Regions from separate parts of the Homo sapiens genome. Here region 2 is linked to region 1. The links are chromatin loops, found by intact Hi-C in ENCODE. Cell type or tissue: B cell. All regions are shown on one strand. Links, peaks and the distances in the headings refer to the core of each region. The heading gives the core; the rest is flanking DNA.

What was found. A loop is a pair of places that touch in the nucleus more often than their neighbours do. Peaks named below come from ENCODE experiments on the same cell type or tissue, not always from the same donor. Only the 100,000 strongest peaks of a DNase experiment are listed, where the experiment ranks them.
Region 2: it touches region 1 in a loop (5-fold over the local background); 8 of 110 quality-filtered maps call a loop at or near these places.

The regions. Positions count from the first base shown.
Region 1 is chr19:4,924,759-4,929,758 of GRCh38, reverse strand. UHRF1 (ubiquitin like with PHD and ring finger domains 1) reads right to left here. Exons shown (of 17, transcript NM_001048201.3): 3 at 283-537. Among named protein-coding and RNA genes, the nearest start is that of MIR4747, 5.4 kb to the left of the region's middle. In B cell, for the core only: no CTCF peak of the experiment used is centred there; no DNase peak of the experiment used is centred there.
Region 2 is chr19:4,971,793-4,988,683 of GRCh38, reverse strand. The region is part of intron 1 of KDM4B (lysine demethylase 4B); the gene reads right to left. Among named protein-coding and RNA genes, the nearest start is that of KDM4B, 11 kb to the right of the region's middle. RefSeq lists enhancers at 1-143, 3,824-4,750. In B cell, for the core only: no CTCF peak of the experiment used is centred there; a DNase peak (open chromatin) is centred at 6,953; H3K27ac peaks cover 536 bases.

The sequences.
Region 1 (5,000 bases), core at 1-5,000:
TTACATGGTAGCAGCAAGTTCAGAAACGTCACAGCCACTGCAAGCTTCACGGAGAAGACACCTGCAGGCCCCGAACAGGACTCTGCTCTAGAGGTCCACAAAGGAATCCCAGGGTACCATGTTCCCCTCAAGGAACGTGCAGGAAACCACCCCTTGGCCATTTCTGCCCAGCCAGAGCTAGAGAGGCGCGTGGGAAGCCCCTCCTGTGAGCCCTGGGTATGCAAAGACCAGAATGGCAGGGAGAACGTCCAACCCCAGAGCAGCTGCGGAGGGGAGGCTCACCTTGTACAGCCCCAATTCCGTCTCATCCCACATGTCCTCATCGGCTGGCCTGCTGTCAGTCTCGGCGGCCGCCTCACCGTGGGTGGAGGACTTGTCTGACTCACTCTGGCCCAGGCAGCAGCCGGAGTCGGTGTCGGAGAGCTCGGAGTCCCGCTCCTTGGTGCTGTGGGGGAGCACGAGGCTCTGGCGGACCAGGAGCTGGATGGTGTCATTCAGGCGGACCTCGTAGTCGAAGAGGGTATGGCCGTCCTCCATCTGCAGGGACACCAGAGGCAGACGCTGTTTAGCCACCAAATGCCAAGTGGGCATCTGTGGGCACCAGTGATGAACCAAACACTGTGTCCCAGCCCTTGTGGGGGGGGGGCAATCTGCATCAGAGTAAAGAGCCATGATACCTGGGCCATGCCAGGGGGCTGTCCCGCTCACAAGCGGCACCCCAGTCCCTTCCCTCAGGGTCTCAGGCCCCTCTAGCGAGGGCTTTTGGCACTGCATGCAGGAAGCACCCAGAAGCACAAAACATCATCACGGGGCACCACGCACACATGGGGGTCTTGGGAGTTTTTCCTAATACTTCGTGCTTACGGCAGCTTTTGTGACAGTGAACATGTGTCACCTCTGTCACTGCTTCTCAACCAAACATGATTCAGACCCCGGGGGACGCTGGGCCACGTCTGGGACATTTGTGGTTGTCGCCACTGGGAGAAGCTCCTAGCATGGAGTGGGTGGAGGCCAGGAACGCTGCTCGGCACCCTGCAGTGCCCAGGACGGTCCCACTGTCCAGTGTCGAGACAGAGAGACCCTGTCCCACCTGAACAGCAAGAGGCACATGCCAGCATCCATGAGCTTCCTATGAGCTTCCTGGGTAAGGCTCCAGCGCCAATCTCGCCTGCCAGGGCACCTCCTCTGACCCTCAGCTCCACCCGCCCTTTGTGCGCTTTTATCCTGATGCGCTCAACCCCTGGGGCCTGGCTCCACAGCCTGCCCCTCGGGTCACCTGACTCAGCAGGTATGCAAGGAGGAGCTCATCACCTGAGCTGTATCTGGGGGCTGGAGAAGCCGAGGCATTTTGTCAGAAGCTGCCCCTTCACACTCCACCAACACCCAACAAGGACCCTCTCCCGGTGGTTTGCCATCTAGGACCCCCCCCTCCTGATGATTTGCCATCTAGATGCCCCCAAGGCAACAAGTTCCTCTCCCCCGGCACTGCAGACATTGGGGCCAGGTCCTGGACCATTCTCTGGGGCGGAGCCATCCTGGGCACTGCAGGGTGCTGAGCAGCGTCCCTGGCCTCCACCTACTCCATGCCAGGAGCACCCCGTAGTTGTGACGACCACAAATGTCCCCAGACATCATACGGTATGGGGTGGGGGGGTGTGAAGTCACCCTGGGTGAGACCCCCTGGTGAAGGATTCCACAGGCCCCCAAGAAACTCCTTATCCCATGATGCTGTGCCCTACTGAGGTCCCAGGAGGCTGCACGCATTAAAATCCACACACTGAGTGGGAAGGGAGAGAGGAGGTGAATCCCAGGAGCTGGGGGTCCCCCTGGTTTCCACGTCTGCCCCGTCAGGAGTTTATCCCGTGCCTGGTGCGAGCAGGATTGGACTCGGTTGGTTTCCATGTAATTAATACAGGTTTCTCGACCTAAGCATGGCTGACATTAGGGCTGACCACTCTGGGATGGGCTGGGTCTCCCCCTCTGGGCACTGGACCGTGGGGCCGTGCTGGGCACTGCAGAGGCACTGCAGCGGCCCTGGCCTCCACCAGTCATGACAACAACCGATGTCCCCCAGACATCACCATGTGTCCCCTAGAGGCAGAAATGCCCTGGTTCAGGAGCATCCTTAGGAAAAGGGAGGAGAGAGACCTTAGGAAAAGGGAGGAGAGAGACATACATAGAATGTCAGCTCTTCCTCCTTTCGCCCCTTGGGGATCCAAGGCCTGACGGCTGTTCAAATGCAAACAGCATGGGGGTCACAGTGAAGGCCAAGGCCCTTCTCTGCAGGCTTTCTTTCTTTGTTCACCATAAACCTAAGAACCTGATAAAGGCTGACTCATCTTTTCCAGAAAAAAATTTTTTTTTTTTTTTTTTTTTTTGAGATGGAGTCTCACTCTGTCGCCCAGGGTGGAGTGTAGGGGTGTGATCTCAGCTCACTGCAATCTCCACCTCCCAGGTTCAAGCGATTCTTGTGCCTCAGCCTCCTGAGTAGCTTGGGACTATAGGCATGAGCCATCACACCCAGCTAATTTTTGTATTTTTAGTAGAGACAGGGTCTCGCCATGTTGGCCAGGCTGGTTTTGAACTCCTACGCTGAAGGGATCCACCCACCTCGGCCTCCCAAAGAGCTGGGATTACAGCATGAACCACAGTACCCGGCCTGTTTTTTTTTGTTTTGTTTTGTTTTGTTTTTTGTTTTGAGGCGGAATCTTGCTCTGTCGCCCAGGCTGGAGTGCAGTGGCACGATCTTGGCTCACTGCAAGCTCCGCCTCCCAGGTTCGCCATTCTCCTGCCTCAGCCTCCCAAGTAGCGGGGATTACAGGCACCCGCCACCAAGCCCGGCTAATTTTTGTATTTTTAGTAGAGGTGGGGTTTCACCATGTTAGCCAGAATGGTCTCGATCTCCTGACCTCGTGATCCGCCCACCTCAACCTTCCAAAGTGCCGGGATTACAGGCGTGAGCCACTGCACCCGGACTTTTTTTTTTTTTTCCTTTAGAAAGGATCTCACTCTGTTGCCAAGGATGGAGGGCAGTGGTGCAATCGTAGCTCACTGCAGCATCGAACCTTGGGCTCAAGTAATCCTCCTGCCTCAGGCTCCTGAGTGGCTGGGACCACAGGCACACATCACCCATGCCCAGCTAATTTTTTTTAGAGATGAGGTCTTGCTGCTTTGCCCAAGCTGGTTTTGAACTCCGGGGCTCAAGCAAGCGATCCACCAGCATCAGAAAAACCCGTTTGAATATGTACACACCCACCTACAGCTACAAGGGTTTCAAGGGCTGCTCTGAAACCCACCGTGGACATCGAGGGCCCACCAATATCCGCTTCAGCCCCTCTGTTCTCCCAGCTAGAAGTGAGTGCCTCTGACATGCTAGGCGCTGCCTGGGAGCCAGGAGGAGGCTCAGGGCCAGCTCTCCAGCACAGAGCAGCTGGCTTTGGGGAGAGGTGGCACGGATGGAGAGGAAGAGGCACGTCAACCTGTACACGCAGGTTCACACGGCATCACTCGCAACAGCCTGAGAGTGGAAGCAACCCAGGTGTCCATCAACAGGTGAGGGGATTGAGGCTGGGTGCGGTGGCTCACGCCTGTAATCCCAGCACTTTGGGAGGCCGAGGCAGGCAGATCACGAGGTCAGGAGTTCAAGACCAGCCTGGCCAACATGGTGAAACCTGTCTCTACTAAAAATACAAAATTAGCCGGGCATAGTGGCAGGTGCCTGTAATCCCAGCTACTCGGGAGGCTGAGGAAGGACAATTGCTTGAACCTGGGAGGTAGAAGTTGCAGTGAGCCGAGATTGCACCACTGCACTCCAGCCTGGGCAAAAAGAGCAAAACTCCGTCTCAAAAAGAAAGAAAAAAAGAAAGAAAGAAAAGAAAAAACAGGTGAGAGGATCAACACAATGTGGCCATCCATCCATGTGTCAAAATATGACTCAGGCCGCGTGCGGTGGCTCACGCCTGTCATCCCAGCACTTTGGGAGGCCAACGAGGGCAGATCACCTGAAGTCAGGAGTTTGAGACCACCCTGGTCAACATGGTGAAACCCCGTCTCTACTAAAGATACAAAACTTAACTGGGCGTGGTGGCGGGTGCCTGTAATCCTAGCTACTCCAGAGGCTGAGGCAGGAGAATTGCTTGAACCTGGGAGACGGAGGTTGCAGTAAGCAGAGATTGTGCCATTGCACTCCAGCCTGGGCAACAGAGCAAGACTGTCTTAAGAAATAAAATAAAATAAATAAAATATAAGGCAAAATAAAATACGACTCAGCCATGAAAAGGAGCAAGGCTGTGACCCAGGCCACAGTGTGGATGCACCTTGAGGACATCACACTCAGTGAGAAACACCAGACACAAAAGGCCACGCAGTGCATGATCCCATTTCTATGAAATTTCCAGGACAGGCCAAGCCACAGAGGCAGGAAGGGGATTTGAGGGTGCCAGGGGCTGCGGGAGGAGATGCAGAAAAAGGAAGCAGTAGCTGGGACAGGGTTCAGGGTTTCCTTTCAAGGTGACAAAATGTTCTAAAATAGACTGCAGTGATGATTACACAACTATGAATATACCTCAACTGTGTACTTTAACTGGGTGAACTGCAGGGATATAATAAAGCCGTTATTTAAAACATGAAGCAGGCCAGGCACAGTGGCTCACGCCCGTCATCTCAACACTCTGGGAGGCCAAGGCAGGTGGATCACTTGAAGTCAGGAGTTCGAGACCAGCCTGGCCAACATGGTGAAACCTCGTCTCTACTAAAAATACAAAAATTAGCCAGGCGTGGTGGCACGCGCCTGTAGTCCCAGCTACTCAGGAGGCTGAAGCAGGAGAATCGCTTGAACCTGGGAGGCAGAGGTTACAGTGAGCCGAGATCACGCCACTACATTCCAGCCTGGGCGACAAGTGAGACACTGTCTCAAAAAAAAAAAAAAAAAAACTTAACACCAAGGGCAAGCCTTGGTGTATGTAGACTGTGGACTCAGAGATGAAGATGACTCCACAGAG
Region 2 (16,891 bases), core at 4,778-9,777, 54 kb before region 1:
ATCTGCCTCCTTTGTAAAATCCTTTCTAATAAGCTGGTAAACGTAAGTAACAGCTCCCCTGAGTTTTGAGAGGTGCATTAGCAAATTAAGCTCAAAGAAGGGTTCATGAGGCCGGGCACGGTGGCTCATGCCTGTAATCCCAGCACTTTGGGAAGCCGAGGCGGGTGGATCACGAGGTCAGGAGATTGAGACCATCCTGGCTAACATGGTGAAACCCCGTCTCTACTAAAAATACAAAAAATTAGCCGGGCGTGGTGGCGGGCACCTGTAGTCCCAGCTACTCCGGAGGCTGAGGCAGGAGAATGGCGTGAACCCAGGAGGCGGAGCTTGCAGTGAGCCTAGATCGCACCACTGCACTCCAGCCTGGGAAACACAACAAGACTCCGTCTCAAAAAAGAAAAAAAAAGAAGGGTTCATGAGAAGGCTGGTTTCCAGCGCGTCCAGCAGAAGCTCAGGACACAGCCTGGGGCTTGTGACTGGCATGGGCCGTGGGGTTAGGTACGTGGGGAGGAGCCCGCAGCCTGTCCTGCCCGATGCAGCCCCCAGGTAGGAGTGAACTGAACGGAGGGCCCCAGCTCCTGCCCCTGCACCGCTTTGCTCGCGTGTGCTGGAAGGGATCTGTGACTGCTCTGACAGCCTGGGAGAAACTGAGTTTGTTATTCCCACGTTCTCAGGCCCAAGACCACATCGCTGTGCAGGAAGTGGCCGAGCTGGGGGCGTGAAACCAGCTGCTGCACCCTGGGAGTAGCAGTGATCTCCCCACTCCACATTCAACCCACCAGCCAGGCCTATCCTGTCTACCTCCAAAAGCCACCCCCAGTCCAGGCCGCAGCCCCAGCCCAGACCCCCTTCTCCTGAGCCATTGCCATGAATCACCTGGGCGACGCCTGGAGTTTCCCGACAGGTCCCCTGCTTTCACTCCTGACAGCCACCAGAGAGGTCTTTAAAACACATATACTGGCCGGGCGCAGTGGCTCACGCCCATCATCCCAGCACTTTGGGAGGCCTGACAGCAGAAGCATTGCCATCCCGGACAAGCCCCTCATTCTAAAAGTTCACCTTAATAAAAGACCGCTAAATCCAAAGGGTATCAGCCTAACAGCTAAGATCAGCATGACCATAAACCACAAATAGCATCTCCAGCCAGAAACATCGCAAACTCCTCCCCAACCAGAGACATGCCAGCCCCGAGATAACCCCCCTCCGGCCGGGAAGATGTCTGCCCCAAGATAACCTCCCCTCCTCCCAGACAGATTCCAGCCCTGCCATAAACTTCTCCACACACAGAAACGTTCCAAGCTTGTGATAAGCCCCTTCACCCTAAAACCAATATATACTCTTAGTCTATAAGAGAAAGCGCTCCTGACCGCAATCGGCCAAGAGCGCCTCTCAGGTTTTAACTAAAGAAAACTTGCCTTTAACTGCCAGCTGCATTTTGTGTTTCTTTCCTCTTTCTTTAACTCTTACAAGGCCGAGGAGAGCAGATCACCTGAGGTCAGGAGTTTGAGACCAGACTGGGCAACATGGCGAAACCCCATCTCTACTAAAAATATAAAAATTAGCCAGGCGTAGTGGCGGGCGCCTGTGATCCCAGCTACTCAGGAGGCTGAGGCAGGAGAATCGCTTGAACCCAGTAGGCAGAGGTTGCAGTGAGCCGAGAGATTGTGCCACTACGCTCCAGCCTAGGCGACAGAGCAAGACTCCGTCTCACAAAAAAAAAAATAAAATAAAATAAAAATAAAAAAAGGCATAAACCTCTGACAGCAGTGCCTCCAGCCTTTGCCCTCACGGCTGACTAGGCAGCAGGCACTGCTGCTCCGGCCTCTGTGCCCCTGCAGTCCTCTCTGCTCCTGCCAGCTCAGTGAGCTGCGCCTCGTTCCGCCTTGGGGCCTCCGCACGTGCTGCCTGCACTTCTTTGGAGCACTCTTGTCCCAAATCCTGCAAAGGTGGGCAGGTGTGAGTCGCTCAGAGGTCTCTGACTGAATGTCACCTGCTGGGAGAGGCCCTCCCTGTTCCCCCGGCTAAAGCAGCGCCGCCCCTCGAGGGCCCTAATCCAGGCTCTCTCCAGTCCTCACGTCTTCCTCGCCGGCCCCTCAGCACCTGGCCTGGCACAGTAAACATGGAGACGCTGGAGGACACAGCCTCCCGAGCCCTCCTCTGTGCCCGCCGACCTGCCATGGCAGGGGGCAGGTGCCTTCGCTGTCTTCTGCTATCAGGGACAGCAGAGTCAGCTGACTGTGAAGAGCACCCCTGAAGCTTCTACTTGGCAGCCAGGACCAAGAGTCCCCACGGCCAGCGCTCAGTGGCCATCACCCGTTTACTCCGCCATCGCCCCACAGGGAGGCACACGGAGACACTGCCCCAAGTCAGTGGCACTGACAGAGTTCACGAGCTCGGGTCCCACGCCAGGCTCTGGCTCTAGACTCCAAACCAAGCGCTGCCCCGAATGTGGCTCGTGAAGCCCCTGTGAGGCCGCAGACATGCTGGCCCTTGGCGAGCGCCATGGCACACGGGGCACATCAGGACCCCATCACAGCCCCCACGGCAGGTCAGACCAGGACCAAGTCCTGAATCCATCACTACTCCCCCGGGGCACCAGAGAGGGGACCAATCCAAGCCGGGCTGGGGAGCTCCTTCCCAAGATGATCTCTTTCAGCTCAGGCTAAAAGAGAAGCTCAGGCTGAGAAGAGATCCGATTTCTCTTCTGGGCTGTTTCAGGCCCAGACAGCGAGGGAAAAACCGGGAGACGGCCGGTGCAGAACACACAGAGGTGGAGGGCTGGGCGCCGGGGAGGCTTCCTGAGACACACACAGCCTTGGCCAGAGACAGACAGTCCCAATCCGCGCTCCCAGGCTGCGCTCCTGGAACCGGTGCTGAGGCTCAGAGCAAAACCATCCGCCCACAGGATGAGCGGTCCTGGCCCAACGCTGGGGGCAGTGAAGGCGGGTCTGGGTTCCAGCACCAGCTCATCCGCTCACCATCCAGGCTTCCACTGCACATTCGGCCCCCAAAGCCTCCTGCCATGCTCACACCCGCCTCTCACCCGGCACAGCACGCGGGGCCAGATCCCTTAATTCCATCCTCACCACCCTCGGGCTCCAAGCCTCCCATGGCAGCCCCAGCCTGCACAGCAGGATCCTCTGCCTGTCACCCAGCAGCATCACAGGTCTCCACTTGGGAATCCCAGCCTCACAGAGCTAGAACATTCTACCACCTCTAAACCAGCCGCCTGGAGCCCACGGAGGGCCCCTCCCAAACATCCACATGGATGGAGCAGAGACCTCGGAAGCTCACTGGAGATGACGGCAGCTTGTATTGTTTTGTTTCCACTTCACTGTCATTGCTGATTTTTTTTTTTAAGAGACGGAGTCTCGCTCTGTTGCCCAGGCTGGAGCGCAATGGCGCGATCTCGGCTCACTGCAACCTCCACTTCACAGGCTCAAGAGATTCTCCTGCCTCAGCCTCCCGAGTAGCTGGGACTGCGGGCGTGCACCACCATGCTGGGCTAATTTTTGGATTTTTAGTAGAGAAGGGGTTTCACCATGTTGGCCAGGCTGGTCTCAAACTCCTGACCTCAAGGTGATCTGCCCGCCTTGGCCTCCCAAAGTGCTAGGATTACAGGCGGGAGCCACCGTGCCCAGCCTGTCATTGCTAATTTTTATACCATAAAATAAATTATTTTTCTAATGAACATCCCTCTAGGAAACTTGTTAGGGTAACACCCACTGTGACCCAGCAGATCCCGAAGGCTGCAGCCCTCCCTTTGGCTAAAGGCCAAATTAATTAGTACAGGGAGACCTCGGGTTTCACGGAGCAGGTGCCAGACCCCCAGGTACATTAGTAACTCCTGGGCAGTGGCATCTGGTACCCTGCGAAGTGGGGGTTACAGCAGGGACACCTCTGTCCGAGCCAGGGGACAGCCCAAGGGCACAAAATGCAACCAGATCCTTCTCACCAAGAGGAGAGTGTTTGCAAGACCCACAGACACACCCCAAGCCCTCCCGAGGGCCCCAGCGGCATCATGCAGCAGAGGGGCATGTTCTCTGGATCTGTCAGTCCCCAACACACTCCAAGTTCACCGGAGCAGAAAACCTGACGAGGCGTACGGAACAGGCCGGAACAGGAGAGACGCGGAGTCCTGGTCTTGGGGTCAACGCTGCCTCGGGTCCAGCTTCCCCCAGAAACCCCCACGCCTGCTTCCTGGCCCATAAAACCCCGGCCAACCCACCTGGCTGCCCCATTATAATAAAGAGGCCGCAAAAACTATTATTTTCAAGTTGCTTTATGATCACTTCCACGGCTCCTTAACTTCCTTTCCAGCACAAACACGAAGAGCAGCATAAACCCTAAGCTGTCTTGGAATGGAAAAAGATTTTAGAAACTTCTAGTGCAGCACCTCTATTCACAGTCAAGAGCAGAAACAAGCCCAGAGAAAAATCATTCCTGTGACCTCCCGGGGCCCAACCTGGCCAGCGCCACTCTGGATTGGGGCCTCAGCCTCCGCTCGGTGGATGCTGGCCTGGAGCCTTCCCTGGGATGAGGCCGCCCGGGGCACTGCAGGGTGCTGAGCAGTGTCCTTGCCCTCCACCCACCCCACGCCAGGAGCACTCCTAAATCCTGACCATCACAAATGTCCCCAGCTGTGGCCAGGTGTCCCTTAAGAGACAGAATTGCCCCTGGGGTGAGAACTACTTCACCAAGGGCTTTTCGCGTGGTAATTCAGTTAACCTCACCCAGCCTTGAAGCGGGACCTGCAGAGCCACCCCCACTTTGGAAATAAAGACACAGACCCAGGAGAGGTGGATCTGAGCCCAGCAGGCTACGTGCATGGGTAGCAGGTCTCCGGGTGTCCATCCTCCCTGCTGCGAATCCTCCCGCAATCCTGCCCTGATAGCTCAAGCCCTTTGAAGCCGCCTGTGGCTATAGGATGTTATTCCTGGGCGGTGCTGATCCACAAGTCTCTCTTCTGGGCTTTCCTACAGCCAAAGAAGCATTCCAACTTCCTGCCATTCTCTTCCCGGAAACACCTCCTCAGTGCCAAGCGCCTCCTAAGCCCCACCAGCCCTGCGCCTCCCCACCAGCTGCGATGCCAGAGGCGCTGCCCAGGCTGGGCCGCCAGGACCCCTTGGCCCCCAGGACCAGTCCACGGTTCAGTGCTCCCTGGCAAAGGCGAGAGACTGTGGGCGAGAGCCCACTGGGAAGATAGGCCAGGACCACCGCCAGACAGCCTAGCTCTTCTTCAGCCGCACCTGTCGCAGCGTGTCCTGCCATTGCTGGTGAATGTCAGGTGTGTCTCATCTCTCCAGCCAGACACCATCAGAGCCATAAGTCCTGCCTGGGATAGGCGGGGGCAGGATTGGGAGGGTGGGAGGAAGGAGCGTGGGCCCTGGTCCACTAAGCACCAGGACCCCATCTATAGCACCAGGCTGGCATCACGCTCAGTGCATCCGGGGCCAGGGCCCTCCCCAAATGATCAACCACGTAGGGCCAGCTCTCAGGGGAAATACACAATGAATGTCAAAGACAGCACCCAAAAAAAAAAAAAAAAGAAAAGAAAAAGCAGTGTGAAACATCTCACCAACAGTTTTGAAGATGATGATTACATGCTGAAATGATAAAACTGGGGGTATACTGGGTTCAATACAATACACTGTAATAATTAATTTCCCCCATTTCTCTTCACCTTTTAACTCAGCTACCAGAAAATTCAGACACACGGGCTTGTTCTGCATCCTCACTGGACAGCGCTGCCTTAAAACATACATCACTTTTAGGCCAGGTGCAGTGACTCACACCTGTCATCCCAGCATTTTCAGAGGCCAAGGCAGGCAGATCACGAGGTCAGGAGTTTGAGACCAGCCTGGCCAACACAGTGAAACTCTGTCTCTACTAAAAATACAAAAATTAGCTGGGTGTGGTGGCACGCGCCTGTAGTCCCAGCTACTCAGGAGGCTGAGACAGGAGAATCGCTTGAACCCGGGAGGTGGAGGTTGCAGTGAGCCGAGATCTCGCCACTGCACTCCAGCCTGGTTGACACAGTGAGACTCCGCCACAAAAAAAGAAAGAGAGAAAGAGAGAGAGAGAGAGAGAGAACATCACTTTTGGTTATACAGACAAGCCATTAAAAACATAGAAATAAAAATAATTTTAAATTTTTTTAAAAAAAGGAAATACAACATTTTACATATACATCCAGGTTTTCTTCTAGAGGCTTTTTTTTTTTTTTTTTTTGAGACGGAGTCTTGCTCTTGTCACCCAGGCTGGAGCGCAGTGGTGCGATCTTGGCTCACTGCAACCTCCGCCTCTCAGGTTCAAGAGATTCTTATACCTCAGCCTCCTGAGTAGCTGGGATTACAGGCATGTGCCACTGCGTCTGGCTTTTTTTTTTTTTGGAGACAGAATCTCACTGTGCTGCCCAGGCTGGAGTACAGTGGTGCAATCTTGGCTCACTGCAGCCTCCATCTCCCAGGTTCAAGCGATTCTCCTGCCTCAGCCTCCAAGTAGCTGGGATTACAGGCCTGCACCAACACACCAGGCTAATTTTGTGTATTTTTTAGTAGAGACGGGGTTTTGCCATGTTGGCCAGGCTGGTCTCAAACTCCTGACCTCAGGTGATCTGCCCACCTCAGCCTCCCAAAGTGCTGGGATGACAGGCATGAGCCACTGCACCTGGCTCTTCTAGAGGTTTTGTAATCGTTTTAGTAACATGTTCTCATCTCTGCTACATGTGGGGTTGGCTTCTGGCCATGGTGTGAGGCAGGGGTCCACCTTCACCACATGACACTTGGTAGTGTTTAGTTACGTGACCGCCCCCTGCCATGGGGTCTTCCCATGTTCATCAGCAGCCCCTGGGGTACTGATGGGGCACCCCAGGTAACCCACATCCTCTGTCAGGGGAGAGCAGGTGACAGTCCCCAGGCACATCACTGTCCCCACAGGGAGAGCACTGCAGAGCAGGTGGGAAGAGGTGGGGCTTGGCACTGGGCTGACTGTACAGCACCGCCGGTGCCTGGCAGTGTCACCTGCTCCCCTGGAGAACCCACCTGCACTCCCAAGGGGCCCGGCGTGGTGGGGGGGGCTCCCACTCACCCCTTTAACCTCCTGGGGGGACGTCCAGGTGGAGGCTGCTGGGCCCCAGGGGCACATTTAGAACCTGATGGCCACCTCCTAAGGCTCACAACCCTGTCAGGGCTGGGACCAGGCCCCGGACCAGGAAAGGGAAGTGACCCAGGGAGCAGCGTGCTCTCCAACCCCAGGCTGGATTCGCGGGAGCAGCTCTGGGGAAGAAAGGCCCTGGCATCTTCTCACAAGCCCCTCAGGGAGGCCGGCACAGCTAACCAGACAGCGGGGTGACACCAAAAACAGGACGAGGGGGACAGGACAGCCGTCGGGCCCTGGTGTGGTGGACTCAGGGGTCCTGCTCACCAGGGGTGACCTTACAGGACACAGCAAAGGGCAAGTCAGAGCTGTGGTCAGCTGGGGCCACGCTGCCCCATGGAGCGGAGACACAGGGGCCCTGTGGCTGCACAGAGAGGTCCCTGCCAGGGCCCCACTGGCTGAGGCACGCCAGCTCAGGCTGAGAGAAGAGGCCCGTGGCGCGGACTCGCCACTAATGACCTGGAGCCTAGACCCTGTGGCCTCACAGGGTACCTCTGCACCCCTGCAGGCCCGCCGGGCCACTGCACCTCAAAGCCTAGCCGCAGCCCAGCATCCGCCAAGCTGACCCCGCCCACCCCAGCCCCACAAATGGTTTCTATGCTGTGTCTGCCCCGGGGCCATCTCGGCCTGTATTCTGCATGGTGCAGCACAGGAATCCCTGAGCTCTGCCACAGACTGGGGAGAGGATGGGGCTGAAAAAATGAGAACAACTTAAATGCCCACTGAGATGAATGGAAAACAAAACAGGACACCCCCCGCACAGGGGAATAGGATGCAGCCAGGTAAAGAGACAAAGTGGGCCGGGCGCGGTGGCTCACGCCTGTCATCCCAGCACTTTGGGAGGCCGAGGCAGGCAGATGACTTGAGGCCAGGAGTTCGAGACCAGCCTGGCCATGTAACATGGTGAAACCCCATCTCTACTAAAAATACAAAAATTAGCCGGGTGTGGTGGCAGGTGCCTGTAATCCCAGCTACTCAGGAGGCTGAGGCAGGAGAATCACTTGAACCCAGGAGGCGGAGGTTGAGGTGAGCTGAGATCATGCCACTGCACTCCAGCCTGGGTGGCAGAGTAAGACTCCATCTCAAAAAAAAAAAAAAAAAAAAGAAAGAAAAGGGACAAGGCTCTGACACATGCCATGCGTGGATACACCTTGAGAATATCACGCCCACTGAGAGAAGCCAGACACAACAGGCCACACAGTGTGTGACTCCATCTCTATGAAATGTTCAGGACAGGCCAATCCAGAGACAGGAAAGAGATGTGTGGGTACCAGCAGATGGGGGAGGGGATGGATAGTGACCACTGGTGGAGGCAGAGTGCCTTTGTGTAATAATAGAAAGGTTCTAACATTTGATAGTGGTGACGGTTGCACAACTGTGTCAATGTACTAAAAACCACTAAATTGTATCTTTTTTTTTTTGAGAAAAGGTCTTGCTCTGTCACCCAGGCTGGAGTGCAGTGGCATGATCTCAGCTCACTGCAGCCTCCGCCTCCTGGGTTCAAGCGATTCTCATGCCCCAGCCTCCCAAGTAGCTGGGACTACAGGCGTGCACCACTATGCCTGGCTAATTCTTTTGTATTGTTAGTAGAGATGGGGTTTCACCATTTTGCCCAGGCTGGTCTCAAACTCCTGACCTCAAGTGATCTGCCCACCTCAGCCTCCCAAAGTGCTAGGATTGCAGGCATGAGCCGCTGTGCCCAGCCTGAATTGTATACTTTAAGAAGATGAATTTCATAGTATGTGAATGATAGCTCCATAAAAATATATATTTTTTAAAATGGCAGGATCATTTCTAAGGGAGGCTGTCCTAGAAAATTCAGAACCTGGCCAGCACACTGACGCCAATAGTTGGGCAACTGTGAGGTGGCCCTCCCTGGTGACAGGAATGGCTTCTAGACTTGCCAACTAGACTCTGAGCTCCTCGAGGACGGGGCTGCCTGCTGCCTCATGTCCCCATGATCACACTGGTTCGGGTAACACCTCCAGAGACACCCCAGAGCCTGGGTGCCCAGCTGCCTCCAGCATGCCAGGTGGGCTTCACCCTGACCCCATCCCCTCTCAGATCTCCCAGGCCACACCCCCAAGTTCCTCTCGCTACTTCCTCTGCTCTCAAGCTCACAGTCATCTGTGACAGTTCCCACAATGGACAAGGCTCTGCGCAAACAGCAGTTCCTATGGGAAGCCTCCCGGCGCACTGCACTGCCCTGTGCTTCCCTGGGCTTGGTTTTTTGGGGTTTTTTTGAGACATGGTCTTGCTCTGTTGCCCAGGCTGGAGTGCAGTGGTGTAATCATGGCTCACTGTAGGCTCAAACTCCTGGGCTCAAGCAATCCTCCCGCCTCAGCCTCCCGAGTAGCTGGGACTACAGACATAGCCACCACATCTGGCAAATTTTTTCTAGTTTTTGTAGAGATGGGGTCTTGCCATGTTGCCCTTGCTGGTCTTGAACTCCTGGCCTCCACCGATCCTCCCACCTCAGCCTCCCACAGTGCTGGGTTACAGCCATCCGGCCTCCAGGCTTGGTTTCTACCCCTCTTGGCAGTTATTCTCCATCTCCTTCCACCAAGAGGCCCTGCGGGCAGGAGACACTGGTCATCTGGCCACCCTGCGCCCCTGACCAGGCACGCATGAACTTGACAACTCTCACGCGGAGCTGGACAATGCAAACCCACTCAGAGGGACCCAGGGTGTGGCTACAGTGACAGCCATGCTGCCCGAGCTCCCAGTGACCACGCACCAGCCTGGGCCTGACCACACCCGCTCGCTGCAGCCCATCCCTCCTCCCGCGCCCCTGAGCCAGCGACAGGCACAGAATTGCACAGGAGCTGTTTTGATGAACGGCAGCTGCCCTTCAGGCTCTAGCTGAGAAGCAGGCTCTGCTCTGCCTTTGGGGTACGCAGGACACCCGTGGCTAGAGGGGCCAAAAAAATTCTGTGGCTTCCACCAATTCCAGCCCAGACAGACAGTAACATGAGATGCCTTATGTTCTTTTTTTTTTTTTTTTTTTTTTTTTTTTTTTGAGACAGAGTCTCACTCCATTGTGCAGGCTGGAGTGCAGTGGCGTGATCTCAGCTCACTGCAACCTCCACCTCCCAGGTTCAAGCGATTCTCCTCCCTCAGCCTCCCGAGTAGCTGGGATTACAGGCACGTGCCACCGCGCCCGGCTAAGTTTTGCATTTTTAGTAGAGATGGGGTTTCACCACGTTGGCCAGGCTGGTCTTGAACTCCTGACCCCAGGTGATCCACCCTCCTCAGCCTCCCAAAGTGCTGGGATGACAGGCGTGAGCCACTGTGCCTGGCCAAGATGCCTTATGTTCTAGGGGTGTCAAGAGAACGACTTCCTCCGCCTCGTCCCCCCTTCCTGGGGGAAGCAGTTGGAATAGAGCAGGGAGCAGGAGTTGAAATTCCAGAGGCTTGACTCAAGTGCATGCTAGGGACGGCAATCTTCTCTCTCTCCTGAGCAAGACAATCAGATCCACGCGGCCCGACTGCAAGACAGGAGGCCCGCTCTGCCTACAGCCAACACTGTCTGACAGATGGGATTTTAGGAGAGTATGGAGATGCTGCAGGAAGGGGACAACAGCAACATGACGCGACTGTCCCGGTCCAGCAGCCTGGCTTGGGTCCTGCTCGCATCCCAGGGAGCCCAGGGTGGCGCCCCCTCACTCAGGGCACCGAGCCAGAGTGTCAAGGGCTGTCCCCAAGGGCGCCGAGGCTGGCCAGCTTCCAGGCTGCTGCCCAGACATGCTGCAGTCCTGAGTCCCGGCTGAGGGCACAGCCCATTTCCATCCCGCCATGATCAAGGGGTCCACAGCACCCGTGGGTAGTTTCAGGCTGGCTCTGTGGTCAAAAGGAACCCCTGGGACCCATCACACAAAGAGCGATTCTGAATCCACGGCCGGCTAATCTCATACAAATCGTCTGTCTCCACGCTCTCTCCCTGGAGACTAGGGCAGCCGCAAAAACGCAAACAGGCCCACCGCCACTGCCGGCGGCTCGGAAGGTGCCAGCACTTGGGTCCAGCTATGAATGCTGACGGGAGGTCTATGCAGGGGGAAATCCTGCCACCGTGCCCTCAGCTGACGTTTTCACAGCAAGTCACCCAGGCTTGTCTGAAAAACACAACGGTGGTCGCGCCTACCAGCAAACGGGGCCAGGTCTGCGTGAGTGACTGTCACTGTGCACCTGAGAGCCCTCGGGGTCTTGAGGTGCAGCAGCCACTGGGCAGTCGGCCTCGGGATTCTCAGCCTTTGTCCATTGAACAAACACGATCCCAGTCCAGAGCCACAGAGCAACTTCGCGCTCGGCCACCGCCAAAGAGGCACAGCCTGCCAGCAGGGCGGAGATGGCTGGACGCAAACTTGTCATCCATCCCCTCGTGTTTGCTGAGATCACTGAGGTGGATAAAGAAAGAAAAGAAAGAGGGAAGGGAGGAAGAGCCAGAGAAGCAGGGAGAGAGAGGGGGCAAGCAAAAATAAAAAAAAAACAGAAAAGAAAAAGAAAAAGAAAAAAAGACAGGCAACTTTTGAAAGCCAAGAAATTCTGAGCAAGCCTCTCCAGATTGTTTATTTCAATCAAGGAAAGAAAGCATGACCGTAAATTAACGGTACGATTTCTTGACAAGTCAGAACGTTCCTGGGACAGGCCCAAATCTAAGATGCCAAAGACCTACTTGGCTCAGAAAATGCCTGTCAGCCAGGAGAAGAGTGAGACAAAGGAAGTGTGGCCGGGCACAGTCCCCCACTCGGCTACTGACCGCACGATGGCCACCGACGGGCACTTGTCCACTCACTCTACAAAGCTGAGCTCTGCACTGGATAAGCCACCTCCCTCATGAGGCTTTCTGTGCTCAGGGACAGCAGAAACCACCATCTGCGACTCCCCTGCCCCTCCCATCGGGGGCGCTAGCACTGGTAACGAGGAGAGTTCCGATGCTTACAAAACAAAAGCCTTGTGAAATTGTGCAATGCTGTCTTCCTTTTAAACAAACCCTCAGTTCCTGCCAGGTCACACTGAACTCCTTGGGCCGAGTACACGGCTCGACGTGCTTCTGACGCTTGGTGAGCTGTAACAGAAAGGCAGCCGCGTGAATCCCAGAGCAAGAGAGTCTGGCGTCTCAAACAGCGAAGCGTTCCCCCCACCTACACTGTTTGTAGCTGTTTTTTCCCTCCTTTATGGTGAGGCTGTCTGGGTGGATGTCAGCATCGCATTTTCTCACATTCCTGCAGTTTTAAGGATCCTTGAAATGACCCATGACCTTTTTTTTTTTTTTTTTTGAGACTGAGTTTCCCTCTTGTCGCCCAGGCTGGAGTGCAGTGACGTGATCTCAGCTCACTGCAACCCCTGCCTCCAGGGTTCAAGCGATTCTCCTGCCTCAGCCTCCCAACAAGCTGGGATTACAGGCATACACCACCACGCCCAACTAATTTTGTATTTTTAGTAGAGACAGGATTTCTCCATATTGGTCAGGATGGTCTCGAACTCCTGACCTCAGGTGATCCACCCGCCTCGGCCTCTCAAAGTGCTGGGATTACAGGCGTGAGCCACCGCACCCGGCCATGCCCCATTTTTTTTTTAAGGCTAGAATATGACTCTAAATGCTTTGAAGTTAGGAAGATACAAATTCACACTCAGGCTGGGCACGGTGGGTCACGCCTGTAATCCCAGCACTTTGGGAGGCCAAGACAGGCGGATGCCCTGAGGTCAGGAGTTGGAGACCAGCCTGGCCAACATGGCGCAATCCCATCTCTACTAAAAATACAAAAATTAGTCGAGCGTGGTGGCATGCACCTGTAATCCCAGCTACTCAAGAGGCTGAAGTAGGAGAATCGCTTGAATCCGGGAGGTGGAGGTTGCAGTGAGCCGAGATCAGCCCACTGCGCCCCAGCCTGGGCCACAGAGCAAAACTCTGTCTCAAAAAAAAAAAAAAAAATTCATTCACTCAACAAGGAATGTCCACTCAACACCCACCACGTCTAAGGAGCTGCCGTACATTCTAGGGGTCGTGAGGCTGACATGGTTTCCATAGCTTTCCGTAGTGTGGCCCTCACACCCTAGCCAGGTATTTGCAAACTACAACCCACAGGTTCAATCCTGCCCGCCACCTGTTTTTGTACAGCCTGCAGTCTAAGAATGGTTTTGACATTTTTTAGTCGTTGGAGGAAAAAAAAAGCAAAAGAAGAAAAATGTCTTATAATGTAAAAATTGCACGGAATTCACGTTTGTGTCCATAAATAAAGTTTTACTGAAACACAGGCACACTCGCCCACGGGAGCTTTCTTGCTACAACGGCAAAGCAGAGTGGTCTGGACAGAGATGACCTCTGGCTTACAAAGCCAAAAATATTTATTCTCCGGCCCTTCCAGAAAAAGCCCCTGCCCTAGTAGATGAGACAAACAGATACACAAACAGACTAATACCCAGCTCTGATCGTGTGACATGCAAAGGAGGAGAAGTAGGGAAGGGAAGTGACTAGAGTGATAAGGAGCCGGCTGGGTGGAAAGAGAACCAGGCAGCGGGCACAGCAAGTGCACAGGTCCTGCGGCAGGGAAGGGCGGGCAGGGAAGGCGGCTGTGCCAGGAAAGGAGCAGGTGCAGGAGGAAGAAAGGGAGGAAAGGAAGGAAGGACAAGGCCACAGATGACAGAGCGAAGGGGCCACGCGAAAGGGCCCAGAATTTTTCCCAAGGGCAACAGGAAGTCACCGGAAGGTTCTGAGCAGGGGAAAATCTTTTGTTTGTTTGTTTGTTTTGGTTTTTACTCCTTTGACTACCTTCTTTTTTTTTTTTTTGGAGACAGAGTCTCGCTCTGTCTCCCAGACTGGAGTGCAGTGGTGTGATCTTGGCTCACTGCAGCCTCTGCCTCCCAGGTTCCAGAGATTCTCGTGCCCCCACATCCCGAGTAGCTGGGACTACAGGCGCCCACCACCATGCCCGGCTGATTTTTGTATTTTTGTAGAGATGGGATTTCACTATGTTGGCCAGGCTGGTCTCAAACTCCTGACCTCAGGTGATCCTCCCGCCTCGGCCTCTCAAAGTGCTGGGATTACAGGCGTGAGCCACCACACCTGGCCAGTTTTTTATTTTATGTATTTATTTACTTACTTACTTACTTATTTATTTATTTTTGAGATGGAGTCTCGCTCTGTCGCCCAGGCTGGAGTACAGTGGCGCGATCTCAACTCACTGCAAGCTCCGCCTCTCGGGTTCACACCATTCTCCTGCCTCAGCCTCCCGAGTAGCTGGGACTACAGGCACCGGCCACCACCATGCCCGGGTAATTTTTTTTGCATTTTTAGTAGAGACGGGGTTTCACGGTGTTAGCCAGGATGGTCTCGATCTCCTGACCTTGTGATCTGCCCGCCTTGGCTCCCAAAGTGCTGGCTTTACAGGCGTGAGCCACTGCGCCCGGCCACTTATTTATTTTTTTGAGACGGAGTCTTGCCCTGTCACCCAGGCTGGAGTGCAGTGGCAGGATCTCGGTGCAATTCTCCTGTCTCAGTCTCCCAAGTAGCTGGGACTACAGGTGTGCACCGCCACGCCCAGTTAATTTTTTTATTTTTAGAAGAGACGAGGTTTCACCATGTTGGCCAGGCTGTTCTCGAACTCCTGACCTCAGGTGATCCGCCCGCCTCAGCCTCCCAAAGTGCTGGGATTACAGGCATGAGCCACCGCACCCAGCCAGTTTTTTTTTTTTTTTTTTTTTAATATGCTTTGTTTCAGAGAGCAGTTTTAGGTTCACAGCAAAACTAAGCAGGAGGTAGAGACTTCCCATGTTCCCCGCCCCAACAGGGAAGGCCATTTTCCGAGCTCCTCAAGGGAGCAGGAGGGAATAGACGGACCCAGATCTAACCAAGTCCAGCATCCTAGAACAGGCCAGTCACGCAGGGAGTGAGCTTGAAAATTAATTTGTCCAAAAACCAAGAAACATCAATTCGTCAATCCACTCCCCCCTCAGTATTTGGGAAGATACAAATTTTCTTTTTTTTAATATAGTGGTTAAGCTCATTTGAACGCGAATTAGTAAAAGTATGTGCAACTTGGCCGAGCATAGTGGCTCATGCCTGTAATCCCAGCACTTTGGGAGGCCGAGGCAGGCGGATCACTTGAGGTCAGGAGTTTGAGACCAGCCTGGTCAACATGGTGAAACCCCGTGTCTACTAAAAATACAAAAGTTAGCAGGGTGTGGTGGCGGGCACCTGTAATCCCAGCTACTCGGGAGGCTGAGGCCAGAGAATCACTTGAACCCGGGAGGCGGAGGTTGCAGTGAGCTGAGATCTAGCCACTGTACTCCAGCCTGGGTGACAGAGTGAGATTCTGTCTCAAAATAAATAAATAAAAGTATGTGCAACTAGCACATTAACGTTCCACAACTCTGGGGACATTACTGTTCAGGAAGAGGCCAAGATCAAAGAGGTGAGTCATTTTTAAATGGACTTAAAGAAAACTGTCTGGCAAATCGACAGGTCAGGGCTATGGTGACTGGGAGGGTGTGGAAGTGCCACCCCTGGGGGCAGCCAAGCAAGCCTGGGCAAGGACCTGCCAAAGCTCAGAGGCCAAAGAGCAGCCCAGGAAGACCCGGAGCTCAGAGGCCAGAGAGCAGCCCAGAAGACCCCACAGATGCCGGGCTGCCCCTCATTGCAGGGCGTGCAGGGGACCCCGTGGGGGCTCCTGTCCTCTCAGGTGGAAGCTGCCACCCTGGAAGGGCAGAAGGACAGTCACGGAGAACCTGAACAACCAGGTGAGGAGTGTGTCCGGGACACAGTTTGCAAATAGGAGTCACTCACTGCTAAAGGGTGAGTGGGGAGGAAAGAAAGGGAGCTGAGGCCCATCACGGTCACAGCACACCATGAGCTACTGCAGGGCTGAAGGCCAAGTCCAAGGTTCTCACTGCGGGGTTGACAGTGCTTCCCAGGGGACATTTTTGGTTGCTACCGCTTAGGGGACAGGGTGCTACTAGCATCTGGTGGGTGGTGGTCAGGGATATTGTTCACACTCACCCTACGGTGCCCAGGACAGCCCCGCCACAGAATGTCCCAGCCCAGAACGTGGATAGGGCAGAGGTGGGGAGACCCTGACAGGGCAGAGGGCCTTGCTGTGTAATAAACCGGCTCCGAACTCAGAGCTCCTGGCACCCTGCAAGCTTCAGCGCCTTTTACCCGCTTTGATCCTCACAACCACCTGGGAGGGAGGTGTTCCCATTACACCCATTTTACAGAGAAGAAAGCAAGGCCCAGAGAGGGGAAGTGACTGCCTCAGAGGAGGGATCTGAATCCAGGTCTCTCCAACTCTGAAGCCTGTGTGGGGCATGGGACAGAGGGCAGAGATCCAGAGACGTCGTCAAGACCACCAGATGAGAACGGAGCCCAGGCTGGGCCCCTGCTCTTCTGTCCGGCATCCTAAGCCAGGAACAGAGACCCCTGGGGCAGGAAGGGGGAGGGCTGTGGCATCTGAAGACCCCATCGAGCTGCCTCATGGCAGGTCCCTGGAGCTGAGCCAGGAGCCTAGGGTGAGGCTGTGGATGAGGACGGCCGATCTGTCATGGCGGTGACCAGTGCAGGCCTGCGGAGCTCCCCCCGCCCCGAGCCCCCACCCTGTTCATCTGCTCTCCGTCCCCTCCTGCCCAGTGGGCTCCGAAAGATTTAGTGCCCCCGATCTGCTTTGTCACTGAGCAAGTGACTGGGTCAAGGTCACCCAGCTCTGAACCCCCAATTCCGCTCCCCGATCCAGGGAACAAA